Regions from separate parts of the Homo sapiens genome. Here region 2 is linked to region 1. Evidence: read pairs that join two places in POLR2A ChIA-PET (ENCODE). Cell type or tissue: OCI-LY7. All regions are shown on one strand. Each heading gives the region's core, and the rest is flanking DNA. Links, peaks and the distances in the headings are about the cores only. Region 1 overlaps ELF1 (E74 like ETS transcription factor 1). Region 2 has its middle 85 kb from the start of MIR621.

Evidence for each region. ChIA-PET counts read pairs that join two places held together with the same protein. Peaks named below come from ENCODE experiments on the same cell type or tissue, not always from the same donor. Only the 100,000 strongest peaks of a DNase experiment are listed, where the experiment ranks them.
Region 2: POLR2A ChIA-PET joins it to region 1 with 9 read pairs; 4 of 35 experiments call an interaction of 5 or more read pairs at or near these places.

Annotation. Positions count from the first base shown.
Region 1 is chr13:41,003,753-41,012,095 of GRCh38, forward strand. All of the region lies in intron 1 of ELF1 (E74 like ETS transcription factor 1), which reads right to left. Among named protein-coding and RNA genes, the nearest start is that of ELF1, 11 kb to the right of the region's middle. In OCI-LY7, for the core only: CTCF peaks have their summits at 3,728 and 3,952; DNase peaks (open chromatin) are centred at 1,259, 1,579, 2,739, 3,799 and 2 weaker places; H3K4me3 peaks cover 7,380 bases; H3K27ac peaks cover 7,772 bases.
Region 2 is chr13:40,891,133-40,899,475 of GRCh38, forward strand. It overlaps the pseudogene TPTE2P5. Among named protein-coding and RNA genes, the nearest start is that of MIR621, 85 kb to the left of the region's middle. In OCI-LY7, for the core only: no CTCF peak of the experiment used is centred there; no DNase peak of the experiment used is centred there.

The DNA.
Region 1 (8,343 bases), core at 110-8,109:
TTTTTGATGCTTAGCGAGCTAAAATAATTAAGCTCTTCAGCTACATTTTTTAATGGACCAATATGTTATCTCCACTTTTAACTAGGATGAAAACACTAATAATTTCACTAAGATATCTCATTTCCATAAACAGCAAAAACAAACTGGGGGTGGGTGGAGCTGAAGTACAAAATAACTTTTACAATAAAATTATTTCTTAGAAATAAACCATAAAGGCAACCTGTAGAAAAGATTCACATTATAGTTCTTTAACCAGTTTATGATTCTAGAAAAAAGAAAATAAATATCAGGCATGTATTTATTCCCCCAACAAGTATTTATGAAATCTACTATATGCCATTTACTGGGTATACAAAAATAAAGATAAATAAGATATGATCCTTGTCCCAAAGTGGTTCAACATCTAAAAAGAAACAATGTAAACAGATAATTACAAAACAATGTAAATAAACAAGTCAACCAAAAGATGACAGAATGAATAGAGAGGGGTAAATACCTGTGAGAACCTGAAAAAACTTCATAAGGAAGTAACATGTTACTTATTTCTAAAGAAATAGCCCACATCTGTTTTTTTCCAAGGAGAGAGAACATGAAAGGAAAGGGGGTGGGGGATATTCTGGGAAGAATAAGCAAAGGTGACCCTAAAAGTTAAAATCACTGAGAAACAGGTAGAATAGGAATTTAATGAAAACAAACCTTTTCCCTAACATTAGGGATACAGGATCTACCATCAGAACACCTGCATTCAAGTTGTAGTTGAACATCATTTACTAACTGTATTTTCTTAGATAAGTCAACCTCTATAACTTTCCATTTCATCTTTCATCTTGAAGTTGTACCAAGTAAGAATTTACTTGGTAAACTACAAAATGCTTTGAAAGTTTTACAGAATCCTGATATACTAATACATAAAAGTTAATAATTAGATACTAAAATTTCAAGATCAAAATATTAGCCTAATATTTCATAGTGAATTTATATCAAATATATGAATTCAAATGCCAATTTTTTTATGGCCTAAAAAATGTCACAAAAGTAAATACCTTTTAAATATGTAAAAGATATATGTTCCTATTAGGTGCTGTAGCAAACATCTAATTGCCACCACATGATGCATACAATCCATATAATACCAAACAAGCCTACAACGTCCCTCGAATCAACAAGTGACAAAAGTTTAATAAAACTAGCTTTATGCTTAACTGGTCTCCCCAGTGGCAAATTAAAGCAGCAATTGTACATCTGTGTCTCTGTTCCTCTCATCGTGGTTTAACTGACAGGAAGCACAGAGTAAGATATGGCACACAAATGTCAAGTATTTCCTGCCTTCTCTGTTACATCTTTATGTCTTGTTTTATAAATAGTCCAATAGTTTGTGTGAAAATATATGAAAGTACAGTAGCACAAACATATAAATGGTGAAGAGTGTTTATGCAAACAGAGCCAATAAAAAAGTATTTTGGTCTTGGGATCTAAGATTCAATATGCACGCAAAGACTCATTTATAGTCTTTTGAAGAAGTATTCTTAGGAGCAAACACCACACAAATTAAGATTTGAAAACCACAATGACTGAGTAAAAAACCAAGTGTCTAAACAACAGAACAGGCCCTCAAACTATTTTACCCAACTGTTTACATAAGTAACACTTGACCACCTTGATATGTGACCCTCCCCCCAACCTCTGCTATACCTATCCAAAAAAAAAAAAAAAAAAAACCTACCACAAAAAAAAAACAACCTTTAAGCAACTGACTATCAACAAAGCAGGACTGATAACTTGCATCTTTGATCTTTGGTCATTTTTACCATGGCTTCTTATCAGCACTCTCCTGTACTACAATTTATATCCCCCAACCAAACTATCTCTACTCCCTTCTCACTTCCTGTATATCCCAAACTTGGCTCATGTTATTTACTCATATATATTCAACTATATACAACCAAATAGAACTCTGTTCTCCATAGGTGAATCCTGCCTGCTTCAAGTCATGTTAACCAACCTTCCAGTTAATTATAACTAAGGTGTGCTCACCTTTCACCATGCCAAGCTGCCTCCCAAACTAATAATCAATCCTTAAGAATGAATTCAATTCATTACTCATATGATTCATATTCTGTATCATAAACTTGGGCAAAATGCAGCTATCTTATCCATTCATATTGGTCAATATTTACCTAGGCTATAATAAGCATAAGTTGCCACAATTACAATTCCACCAGAGTTTAGTGCTATTCCATTCTAGGTCAATGTCCAAAACCACTCTTCATATTTTACTTCACAGAAGTCCATCTTCAGCTTCCTGTGACCTCTCTTTCCTAAAGAGAACTTAACATATACCTAATAATCAGCTGTAAGCATGGTAGTAGGCTCCTGAAGTAACATTTCTTAAATGAATGGCTTTGAAAAACGATTTCATTTTTACCCAGTATTTTTCAACCAGAAGGATCTTGCTCATTCTTTATAGGAGTCTAAGAATTATTAGTGCCTTCCTAGCATATCTTTAGTATATCTCTGCTCTCACTTGTAAATGTATTGGCTAAATTGTCCCCAATATCTAGGGAATAAGGAGTAAGTGTTCCCCAAACCATGAAGGAAGAATGAAGGAAGAAGAACATCACCCATTTCCTTACACATTAGCTCCCCTCCCCTATCCTCTGGCTCTGATGCTTAGTGAAATAACCCTAACTGGGGGGCAGGATGGGGAGTGAGTTGGGGAGTCTCAGAGCAGCTGCAGAGAACCTAGTGTCCATCACCTACCCAACAATCAAACACAGTTAACGATGTGTAACTGTTCTGTTCTACCAAGGGCAGATAAGTATTACATCTTCCTTTCAGTTTATTCTTAAGACTAACAGGTTGTAAATTATCCTATAACAATATGCAAGTTTTTCTCTGATCTACAGATCAAAGGATCAGGCACGATGTCTAGTTTGCAACGTTCATACCATGAAAACATTTTGAATAAAATAATTTACACAATATACCTTATGTCTAAATACAAACTTTTTAAGTTGCCCTTCAAACTAAAACACATGTAACATTAATTCGAATTAATTATTCAAACTTAAATCTAAAATCTTAATGGTATTTTTCCTTATAATTTAGTACATACGTACATTTTGTATAGTATATTTTAAAACTTTATGTACATAGCATGCTGTATATATTCTTCCAGCATACTTTACCCAAGTTTATCTAAAACATAAAATTTTGAATAAACACAATGGCTATTTGGAAAGGAACTTTAAACATCAAACCCTCCTTAGAACTTGGTGCTTAGGAAAATATTAAACCTTACTCAAGACAAGTCATGATTATTATTAGGCTTCCACTATAACAGAGAAATATCTCGGATGCACAAAGCATCCTATCTTCAATGATGCCGCTCACAAAAAGTGTTCCTCCCTGCTGCAGAGTACAGATAATACACCTCAGAAACGCCCTGTGTGGAGGTCTTAGCAGGAAGCCCAAGGGGCTCAACTCAACAGTATCCTTCTAACCTGCTTATAACTCATTTCTTTAATTCAGTCTGAAGTTAAATAATATGCAGCAACTGAAAGCTCTTTCAATTAAGAAGAACACAACGGGAAAATGTAAATCAGAAAATGCCTAAATATAAATTGAGTCTACTGGAGGAACTTCATTTGAAGGCACATTCCACATATTATTATTAAGTATCAAAAAATGATTGATACCACTGCCAATTCCTTTTGCTGTAAAAATAAGGTTGCTATACAAACATCCCTTAGCCTACTGGAGAAGCCAGTAACTGCCCCCTCCTGCTATTCAACTTCCCTTTTCTTAATCACAAAGGCATCAACTAAATGGAAGCACTGAGACTCAGAACCAACGCCTTCACTTTCTTTGACGAATGTTGATTTCCTCATTAGAGAGGTGCCAAAAACAGAAAAATACTGTGTTATAAGCTTGTATTTAACATAAACTTTAATAAAAGTATATTTCTTCCATATAACATTTATTTAATCAACCCCTAATTTTTAGACATTTGTATTATTTCTAATGCTGCATTATTCACAGCGATTCACAAAATGTAATCCTCAGACCCACAAAGGATCCAGAGACCCTTTCAGGGGGCTCCTGAGATCACAACTCTTTTCATAATAATGGCAAGGTATTATTTGGCTTTTCCACTGTGTTGACACTTGCCCTGATGATGCAAAAGCAAAGCAGGATGAAACTGCGAGTGCCTCTGCCCTGACCAAGGCTGCACCCTCAAGCCATGAGTCTACTCCTTACCACTGGGCACTCACATTTTAAAAAGGCGACTTCACTTAAGAATGTCTTTGAAGAAGAGTAAAAACTATTTTCTTGAATCTCAACCATTAAATACATATGTTTTTAATATTCTGAGTGATAAAATTGGAGGTACAAATAAAGTACTACTTCTGGCATAAACAGAAATAGCATTGTTGTCTTGAGAAAAAGCATTTATGCTATTATTCTTCGACCTGTGAGCCAAACTAGCTGCTGCTTTCATGAAATGTAATTTTTACTTAAAAGAACTAATTATTATTCAGAATTGGATATCTGGCAGAAATTTTTCCAAAAATTAATAAAGCATGCCCATCACTTCAAGGAAAACAACTAACAGCAATTGTCACCAATTATAAAATGCAAGCTTTCAACTGAAAATCAGAATTTTGGAAAACTTGTATGTATCTACCGCTTTGACTCTGTTGGCTTCTCAATACACTTAAAAGGCTTTTCTGATGAGACTGGTGTGATTTTGATACTATGTCAACATTTGCAATACCCAAATGACTCACGCATGATGTTACAAAATCTTGCTTAGGTTAAAAAAAAAAAAATCAATCCATTCAAAGTACAAGACAGACCTATGGATTTTAATGTTACAGGGGACAAAAAGTTCATTCATAGGTTTTCAGAATCTCATTGTTCTAACTTTTAAAAAACTAGCATTTGTTGATGAGCTTTGGTGTAGTATCAAAGAATATCCACAATTATCTGAAGTGGCCATTAAAATACATCTACTTTTTGTGACTAGACATCTGTGTGAGGCTGAATTTTCTTCATATTCTTCAACAAAAGCAACATATTCCAACAGATTTCATGCAAAAGCAAATATGAGAATATAGCTGTCTTCTGTGAAGTCAAAGCTAAAAGATTTACACTCTTCTCAGTACAGCTTTTGTTTTGGGAAACATATTTGTCTTTTTTGCACTTTTTTTTTTAAAAAAAACAGGGTCCTGCTATGTTGCCTGGGTTGGACTTGAACTCCTGGGCTCAAGCAATCCTCCTGCCTCAGGTTCTCAAGTAGCTGGACTATAGGCTTGGGTCACCATACCTGGCTCAAACTTGTCCTTTATAAAAATAATTATGTTAAAATGTAATGGGCGTATTATTTTTAAATAAATATATTAATATTTTTCAAGTTTGTTTTAATTTCTAACATTGGTTAATATTGGTAAATGTAACCCACATGAACCAAAGCTCTTTGGGAGCCTCAATTTTAATAGTATAAAGACGATGCAAAGATCATAAAGCTTGAAAAAAAAAAGTATAAGGTTTGAGAACTGCTACACAATCACAACGAACGATTCAAATATCCTTACAACTGAATCTTTGGTCCCATCCTTAAATTTTCTTTAGGATACCTACACCAAGAACTGAAAGGCACATAGACTTTCAAAGCATTTGATATCATAATGCCAACTGCCCTGCAGAAGATTTTTTCAGTTTATACTGTTAGCAACAGAATACCTGCATGGACATTTAACATCATTTGCAACAACCCACAATGCTTGAACTACTGCCAATATGATGGATAAAAACACAGGGGGGCTATTTGACTTTAATTTGCATTCCTTTGCTAGAAAGTTTAATATATTTTAATTTTAAATGTAATACTTTAATATACTTCCCAATTTTAAAGAATTGGTTATTCTTCGTGGAAAGGGCTAGGAGACACAAGTAAATAAATGGTAAAGGTGACAGTCTATGATTTTTCTCATTGGGAAAAAAAACTTCGAATTAATGTTTTTACTCTAGTTCTGGTTTAGAAAGCTTGCATTTTTTTAAACTTCAATTTAATAATGTAAAACTCTAAGAATGATATTTAAATTACTAGTTGCAATAGTGCAGCAGTTCTCAAACTTTTTGGTGTCAAGATCCCTTTATATTCTTAAAATGTATTGAGGACCACAAAGAGCCTTTGTTTTCCTAGGTCATATTTATCAATATATGTTTTTTACTTACAGGATATTATTACTTATTATATGCCCTTTAAAGGAGTCTTTTCTCAGAATAGCATATTGAAAAAAAAAAAAACTCCCTGGGATTTTTTTTTTCCTTGATTAAAAATAATGCTGTTAAATATACATGCTTTGGGCCAAGCATGGTGGCTCATGCCTGTAATCCCAATATTTTGGGAGGCCAAGATAAGAGGATCGATTGAGCCCAGGAGTTTAAGACCAGCCTGGACAACATAGCCAGACCGCATACCCACCAATAAAAAAATAAAATAAAAAAGAAAGAAAGAAAGGAAAAAAAAAAAAAACACAGAAAAGAAATTTGCACGTCATAGTGGTATGCACTTGTAATTCTACATGGGAGGCTGAGGTGGAGGATTGCTTGAGCCCAGGAGTTTGAGGCTGCAGCAAGCTATGATTGTACCACTGTACTCTAGCCTAGGCGAGAGGGCTACACCCCTATCTCCCCCCCACCCCCCCAAAAAAATACATATAGGTATGAGGTGTATGTGTGTGTGTGTGTGTGCACACTTTCCTTGCCTTAGATCACATGTAGCACATCGAAAACTAATCTAGTTTATCTATGTTTCTCTAATCTTTATATAATTATAATACATTTTAAATGGAGGTTAATTAGTAAAATATATGCATATAATTTATGAATAGTTTTTATTTTTTGTTCATTGCTATATCCCAACATCAAGAATAATATGTAACAGGCAATAATTGCTGAATGAATCAATAATAATATAGATCAAAAGGTATATAATAAAAATTTAAGAGACCTCTAATTACATGACTTTATAGGAACCCTCAGACAATGAAATCTTATGACTTCTATTTCCATTTGTTCTTTGTCCATGCCACTGCTTATACATACACTATGGGAAGTATTTCAGGAAAGAGAGCCAAGGGATGATGAAAGTAAAAACCTGGGTTAAGATCTATGTTTTCACTTTCTATAGCAGTTTCCACATTTACATTGTTAAATTTTGAAAGCTTTACCTGAAGAATGTATATCTAGTTTATAATGACAACAACAAAAATCACTAAAGATTCAGAAATTGCTACCATTACAGTAAGAATTCTAAGGAAGCTACATGAAACACTGATCAGGAAGCAAGATGAAACACTGAATATACCAGTAAATCTGGTTAGATTCAACAATCTATTAGCTACTTAAAAGTTCATGGATGTTAATACTATACTAATTATTTTATGAATGTTTTTGTTTTGAAATGTGTTTTTGAGAAGTATTTGAATGTGGGATAATTCTGAAGATGAAACCTAACTAAATTACTTCTAGGTAACTAAAGCTCCAATTTGTTAATGGATCTCAACTGGAAATTACTATTTATTCATCTAGAAGTATGCCTAGATCTTCTTAGTTATTTGGGACAGACACACAGTCTTATAACACTTACATCTGAATCTACCCAATCCCTCTTGCTGAAATAGGCAGTTAACTTTTTTTTTGAGACAAGGTCTTACTTTGTTGCCCAGGTTGGAGTATAGTGGCACGAACATGCCTCAGTGAAGCCTTGACCTCCTGGGCTCAAGTGATCCTCCCACCTCAGCTCCCCAAGTGGCTGGGACTACAGTCACTCACCATCATGCCTGGCTTATTTTTGTATTTTTAGTAGAGAAGGGGTTTCATCGTATTTTGCAGGCTGGTCTCAAACTCCTGGGCCCAAGTGATCCACCTGCCTTGGCCTCCCAAAGTGCTGGGATTACAGGCTTGAGCCACCGTGCCTGATCCCATTTTTAACTGATGCAGAGTTTTCATTTTTTTGAAATAGGAGGGTCTCACTATGTTGCCCAGGTCTCAAACTCCTGGGGTCATGCATTCCTTCAACCTCAAGTTCCCAAGTGGCTGGGACTACAGGTGCATCTCAGTGCCCCTGGCTCTGATGCAAAGTTTATTGCCACATTCTTTCAAGTCAGCTTTTACTACCGGTCAAATTAAACATTATTCCTCAAGATACTTATAAATGTGGGGCAAAAATAAACTATAGCTTACAGATAAAAATGTATTATGAGGCCAGGTGCAGTAGCTCCCACCTGTAATCCCAGGACTTTGGGAGGCTAAGGTAGGCGGATCACTTCAGGT
Region 2 (8,343 bases), core at 69-8,068, 110 kb before region 1:
GAAAAGAGGAAGTCAAATTGGCCCTGTTTGCAGATGACATGATTGTATATTTAGAAAACCCCATTGTCTCAGCCCAAAATCTCCTTAAGCTGATAAGCAACTTCAGCAAAGTCTCAGGATACAAAATCAATGTGCAAAAATCACAAGCATTCCCATACAACAATAACAGACAAACAGAGAGCCAAATCATGAGTGAACTCCCATTCACAATTGCTTCAAAGAGAATAAAATACCTAGGAATCCAACTTACAAGGGATGTGAAGGACTTGTTCAAGGAGAATTACAAACCACTGCTCAACGAAATAAAAGAGGACACAAACAAATGGAAGAACATTCCATGCTCATGGGTAGGAAGAATCAGTATCATGAAAATGGCCATACTGCCCAAGGTAATTTATAGATTCAATGCCATCCCCATCAAGCTACCAATGACTTTCTTCACAGAATTGGAAAAAACGACTTTCAAGTTCATATGGAACCAAAAAAGAGCCCACATCACCAAGTCAATCCTAAGCCAAAAGAACAAAGCTGGAGGCATCATGCTACTTGACTTCAAACTATACTACAAGGGTACGGTAACCAAAACAGTATGGTACTGGTACCAAAACAGAGATATAGACCAATGGAACAGAACAGAGCCCTCAGAAATAATACCACACATCTACAACCATCTGATCTTTGACAAACCTGAGAAAAACAAGAAATGGGGAAAGGATTCCCTATTTAATAAATGGTGCTGGGAAAACTGGCCATATGTAGAAAGCTGAAACTGGATCCCTTCCTTACACCTTATACAAAATTTAATTCAAGATGGATTAAAGACTTAAATGTCAGATCTGAAACCATAAAAACCCTAGAAGAAAACCTAGGCAATACCATTCAGGACATAGGCATGGGCAAGGACTTCATGTCTAAAACACCAAAAGCAATGGCAACAAAAGCCAAAATTGACAAATGGGATCTAATTAAACTAAAGAGCTTCTGCACAGCAAAAGAAATTACCATCAGAGTGAACAGGCAACCTACAGAATGGGAGAAAATTTTTGCAATCTATCCATCTCACAAAGGGCTGACATCTAGAATTTATTAAGAACTTAAACAAATTTACAAGAAAAAATCAAACAACCCCATCAAAAAGTGGGCAAAGGATATGAACAGACACTTCTCAAAAGAAGACATTTATGCAGCCAACAGACACTTGAAAAAATGCTCATCATCACTGGTCATCAGAGAAATGCAAATCAAAACCACAATGAGATACCATCTCATACCAGTTAGAATGGCGATCATTAAAAAGTCAGGAAACAACAGGTGCTGGAGAGGATGTGGAGAAATAGGAACACTTTTACACTGTTGGTGGGACTGTAAACTAGTTCAGCCATTGTGGAAGACAGTGTGGCGATTCCTCAAGGATCTAGAACTAGAAATACCATTTGACCCAGCCATCCCATTAGTGGGCATATACCCAAAGGAGTATAAATCATGCTGCTATAAAGACACATGCACATGTATGTTTATTGCAGCACTATTCACAATAGCAAAGACTTGGAACCAACCCAAATGTCCATCAATGATAGATTGGATTAAGAAAACGTGGCACATATACACCATGGAATACTATGCAGCCATAAAAAAGGATGAGTTCATGTCCTTTGTAGGGACATGGATGAAGCTGGAAACCATCATTCTCAGCAAACTATCGCAAGGACAAAAAACCAAACACTGCATGCTCTCAATAATAGGTGGGAATTGAACAATAAGAACACTTGGATACAGGGTGGGGAACACCACACACCGGGGCCTGTCGTGGGGTGGGGGGAGTGGGGAGGGATACCATTAGGAGATATACCTAATGTAAATGACGAGTTAATGGGTGCAGCACACCAACATGGCACGTGTATACATATGTAACAAACCTGCATATTGTGCACATGTACCCTAGAACTTAAAGTATAATAATAAAAGAAATCCGATTCTAAAATAATTACTGCGTTTATATGTGCATTCATCTGTTTTACAGTGGAGAAACATTTCACTGTATAAACATAATACAATGAATGCTAACATTTTTGTATTCATTCATTCAACAAATAATTACTAAACACCTATTATAAGATAGTATAGTCCTCAAGACTGTGGGGGATTTTTATTTTATTTGTAGAGAAAAGGGGCTTGCTCTGTCTCCCAGGCTGGAGTGCAGTGGAAGGATCATAGTTCACTGCAGCCTTGAACTTCTAGGCTCAAGTGATCCTCCGGTCTCAGCTTCCCTAGTAGCTGGAACTATAGACATGTGCCACCACTCTCAGCTAATTTTTCTGTTTTTTTGTAGAGACAGGGTCTCACTATGTTGCCCAGGCTGGTCTGAAACTCCTGGCCTCAAGCCATTCTCCTACCTCAGCCACCCAAAGTGCTAGGATTACAGGCATGAGCCACCACACCCAGCTGGATTTTTAAAATATTAAAGACACATCCTCGACCACTTGGAAGTATGTGAGATACTTTAAGAAAGTTACTAAAGTTCTAAATAAATAAATGTGCTAAAAGCTCAGGAGAGACCACACCTGACTGTGAAGAGGAAAGGCTTTATACACCCCTAAGGGCTTTGGACGGTAGAAGCATTCGCAAGAGTGAAGGGGTGGGTCTCCAGAGGCACAGGGAGTGGCCTAACTGGAGCACTGGGGTGTGAAAAGACACTGCATAGAGGGGTATGGAGAAGCCCAATTTGCCTCAAGTCCAGGACTTGACTTGAAAAAAAATCAGAGCAGTGAAAAATACAGATAAAAAAGAAGCAGAGCTGTGCATGGTGGCTTATGCCTGTAATCCCAACACTTTGGGAGGCTGAGGCAGGCTGATCACCTGAGGTAGGGAATTCGAGACCAGCCTGACCAACATGGAGAAACCCTGTCTCTACTAAAAATACAAAATTAGCTGGGTGTGGTGGTGCATGCCTGTAATCCCAGATACTCAGGAGGCTGAGGCAGGAGAATCGCTTGAACCTGGGAGGCAGAAGTTGTGGTGAGCCAAGATCGTGCCATTGCACTCCAGACTGGGGCAACAAGAGCAAAACACCATCTCAAAAAAAAAAAAAAAAAAAAAAAAAAAAAGGCCGGGCACAGTGGCTCATGCCTGTAATCCCAGCACTTTGGGAGGCCGAGGTAGGTGGATCATGAGGTCAAGAGATCAAGACCATCCTGGCCAACATGGTGAATTCCCGTCTGTACTAAAAATACAAAAAATTAGCCAGGCATGGTGGCAAACACCTGTAATCCCAGCTACTTGGGAGGCTGAGGCAGGAGAATCACTTGAACCCGGGAGGCAGAGGTTCCAGTGAGCCGAGATCGTGCCATTGCACTCCAGCCTGGGCAAAAAGAGCAAAACTCTTGTCTCATACACACACACACACACACACACACACACACACACACACACACACACAAAAAGAAGCAGAAGTTAACAACTTCTGAATGCTGGAGTAAGTTCACTTATTAAAATTAAAAATTAATAGTATCCTAATAGCATCTTTTACTCTCTAATCAAGGTTAGTCCCCTGAGTCTATCCTTACCCTTAAACACACAATCACATAGCATTTATATCTACTTTTTGTTTTCTTTATTCAAATAATGCTCTCACCTCTATTTTTAAGTGGCTAAAATCAGCATTTTTAATGCAAATATTAAAGTAAGCACCATAACATTATATAAAACAGTTTAAATGAAGAATTGAATTAGAATGTTATATTCTAATTTTTTCTATGAAAAGGATCGTTAGTTTTGCAAAAAGAATTTAAAAATCAAAAGGCAGACTTAACAAAAAGAGAAGCCCATTCACCCCTAGGTTCTTTGACTTCTTTTTATCAGATGATTATACCATCTGCCTTTAGCAAAAAACCTTCAAAATTTGCACCTTAAAATACTCTAACAAAGTGGTAACATAGGGAAAACTGCCAACATTTTTAATCAGACATCAAGTGATGGTATATGTATGTGGGGTATGTGGTCTCAAGTGTTTATTTTCTTTAGGAGCAAAGAAATGTAATAATTGTTTCCATAATAAGAAAAATATGAAATCATTTCACTGGGATAAGGGTGGAGTATACTATCTTTAATGTAATTTACATGTTTAAACTCTACATACATAAAAACAAATATTTCATAAGAATCTCTAGAATTCCCTAAAGTAAACTATGATTTCTTTTTTTTTTTTTTTTGAGACAGAGTTTCTGTCACCCAGGCTGGAGTGCAGTGGTGTGAACTCGGCTCACTTCAACCTCTGCCCTCCGGGTTCAAGTGATTCTCCTGCCAGCCTCCTGAGTAGCTAGAATTACAGGCATGAGCCACTGTGCCCAGCTATTTTTTTATAAAATAATATACCACCAATATTTTCTCATACACGGTATTAAGTGATAGTACTCTGGTTACTTTAAGGTGTCACTTCTGGTATATTTATCAAAAGGAGACAGAAATCCAATAGCTGGCAATGACACAGCAACAGTTACTGAAAAGAACTGTTAATATTATCTGAAAGATTAAAATTACATCTTGCTCCTTTAATTTTCAACTCATCTGAAAAATGAGGGCCTGAAAAGTACTGTGTTTATCACCACACTAAACCTGGCCACAAGGCACCCTATATTCACACTTCATGTTCCTGTAACTATTTACACATTGTCTATAAAAAGTTCCTTGTTTCACCTGAAAAGCAACACAGACTAGCATTCATATCTACTGAAAGCCATCATGACCTATGTAATTGTGCAGCATGAACAAAGAGGCCTTTATAAAGCCAAAGGCAAAGCTCTTAGTAACAACCTGTTTCAGCTGAGACAAGCTGACCTCCGCTTCTGAAATTATACTTAATCATTCACCAAAATAGCTGCATATAATAAACCACTTAAAGCAGCTTTTTAAAAAAAAGGTAAAGGGGGTTGGGTGCAGTGGCTCACACCTGTAATCCTGGCACTTTGGGAGGCTGAAGAGGAAGGATCACTTGAGCTCAGGTAGTTGAGACGGCAGTGAGCCATGATAGTGCCACTGCATTCCAGCATAGGCAACAGAGTGAGACCCTGTCTCCCCCAGCAAAAAAAAAAAAAAAAAGGGAAAAGAAGGTAGGGGCTAATTTTCTATGAATTCCCTTTTACACTTAATTCACTTTCAATGCTTGTACTTTCAAATGTTTCAATGTTTTTAAAAATGAAGTCTTAAGTCTTGATTCTGGCAGATAGTTCTAGAATTAGCACTAGTCCAATTTCAGAGGTGTTTATTGCAACCATTAAGAAACCATTCTATTTTCATTTAAGTCAAAAATACTTTAAAAGTTAACTTAAAACTTTGACAGTTTGCTTGAATGTTGTTCTCACATGTACCAGGAAGGATCTCAAGGTGTTAATATCCCAAAAGAGTATTCACAGGTTGTCAATAAGAATCCCTACTGTGCTGGATCATTAGTTCTCAACATTATATGTATTACCATCCACCTCTAAAGTCTCCTCTGCATAGCACAGAGTTTACTTTTTTCCAATGAAAGAAACTTCAAAATTAAAGAGATATCATTACTCTTAAGCAATCATGATATCCAGACACCACCATCTTAAGTGGTAAGTAAGATCCCACTTACCACCACAGGTTAACATGAAGGGATCTTTCCCAGAGACTAAAGAGCTGGGGCAATTTATTGGCAAACTTTTGAGAACCATATACTTCAAGACTATACTCATTAAATAATTGCTTCCCTGATCTTCAGAATGCAACCTTCCCAACATACTCTTACTGAGCTCTTTGCACATTTAATTGTTACATCAAATTCCTTTGTCTGATAATAGCTCAGTCTTCCTGAGCTCAAACGAATACATCTACCTTCTTTATTTTTAAACTAAAATCTTTTTATAATCATTTTTTAAATGCAAAAAATGGCAAGGAATGGAGAAGACCTCAAAGGTCTTCTCTCAAGCTTCTAACAGCTCATTTCAAATATTTGCTGAGCACCTACTCTGAGCCAGAAACAGTGCTAGTACATAAGGACACAGCCTCTGTTCTTTTTAAAGTAATTAATCAGAAAAGACATTCCCATAAGTAAAAAGATTCCAGTATGTGTCATGTGTAATGATTGACCTATGTGTCAGGAAATAATGAGTTATCCTGAGGGAAACATGCTAAAATGTCACCAGTGATGAGTCTGAGTGATTACTTCCTAAGCTCCTTTATCTTTTCCAGATTTTCTATGATATGTTATAATATGCATTTACTGCTTTTACAGCCTGAATAAAAATCTAAATAACCAAAATAAAATAATAGGAATAGTACTAGTAACATTTATTGACTTTTATTATATACCCTGTGTGCTACATGCTTCACATACATTATCTCACTTAATAGAATCACCCTATTTAAAAAAAGACCATTATCCATATTTTAGAGAGGAGGGAGCCAAAATATGAAATAATTTGCTGGAAATGTCTTTTCAGCTAGAATTTTTACTTATTTCCTCAGAAATAAGCAGGTGTTGAGACAAAAACAATCAGCTGTGTAAACAGAAAGAGTTGGAAATAGGTGTCATTTGTTGGATGTATAACCATAAGCAAGCAACTTAATCTCAGCGAGCCTCAGTTTCTCCTACTGTATTGTATTGTAAATGATTTAGTAGGCCCTAACTCATTTAGGGTTCTCAAGAGTAAATGATATTATGTATTAAAAAATAAAGAATTCTGTCTGGCAAATAACTGACAACAGAATGCTAGTATCAGTATCTTCATCAGTATAGTCAGCCAAAAAACTTGGGCAAATTATTTAACATCTCTGGGTTCAGTTTCTCTACCTGTAAACTGGGGATAAAAATACCTACACCATGCAGTAACTATGAGAATTACATGAGATAATACACAGTACAGTGCCTGGCATGTGATACAACAGTCAAAACAGCTATTGTAATTCTCCACAAGCCAAACAAAATGGGGCTGGCTAAATAAGGTACAGTACATGCATATGATGAAATACTTTGCTGTTGAATATGTAAGGACATGATAAAAATATCGACAATGTATAGCTGTTTAAAAATTATGTAGAGTAAAATTCTTGTTTTAAAAATATATGAATATACATTACAAAATATAAGAAAAGTAACAATAATACATTCCAAGATCTACAATTTGTGGATCTTTTTTTTTTAACTAACCCAGTTAAAAAAAAATTAAACAATTCTCACTGTTACCACCACCACTGTATGAAGCAAGACATTAAAACAACAATTTTGGCTGGGCGCAGTGGCTCATGCCTGTAATCCCAGCACTTTGGGAGGCCGAGGTGGGTGGATCACGAGGTCAGGAGATCAAGACCATCCTGGCTAACACAGTGAAACCCTGTCTCTACTAAAAATACAAAAAATTAGCAGGGCATGGTGGCGGGCGCCTGTAGTCCCAGCTACTTGGGAGGCTGAGGTGGGAGAATGGCATAAACCCGGGAGGCAGAGCTTGCAGTGAGCCGAGATCGCGCCACTGCACTCGAGCCTGGGCGAGAGTGAGACTCCATCTCAAAAAAAAAAAACAAAAACAATTTTAAAATTTCCATATCAATGTATTCAGACAAGCAGGAGTATCATGCCCACATACCCCATTCCATTCCATTCCATTATCACCAGGATTCTCTAACATATATATATTCTTCTCTGAACATTAAAAAAAGGGATTCACTTTCAAACTTCAAAGTAAGAGAAAAGGAGGCTATTTTGTTTCTAAGACATACATTTTTATTTCCCACAATTCCAGGCTTTCACATTTTGTATTGTTTAATACAGAAAAATTATTCTGACTAAAAATAGGAATACAACAACATTTCCACAAGGGCAAATTCACCCCAAAAGACTGAGAATTCTAATTCTTAAAGGGAATAAAAATTAATGCCACACGCAGTGGCTCACACCTGTAATCCCAAAATTCTGGGAGGCTGACGCAGGTGGATCATGAGGTCAGGAGTTCGAGACCAGCCTGGCCAGCATGGTGAAACCCCATCTCTACTAAAAATATAAAAAATTAGCCGGGCATGGTGGCGTGCACCTGTAGTCCCAGCTACTCAGGAGGCTGAGGCAGGAGAATTGCTTGAACCTGGCAGGCGGAGCTTGCAGTGAGTTGAGATCACACCGATGCACTCCAGCCTGGGAAACAGAGTGAGACTCTGTCTCAAAAAAAAATTAATTTTTAAAATGAATATTTCACAATATAGGTGACACTAAAGTCACAATTCTGAGACTGTGACCAGAGAATAGTGTCATTAAATAAACAAAATGAAATAAAAAAATTATAGTTTCTTAATTTCTAAAAAATTAATAGGCTAACATGAAAGGTGATATTCAGT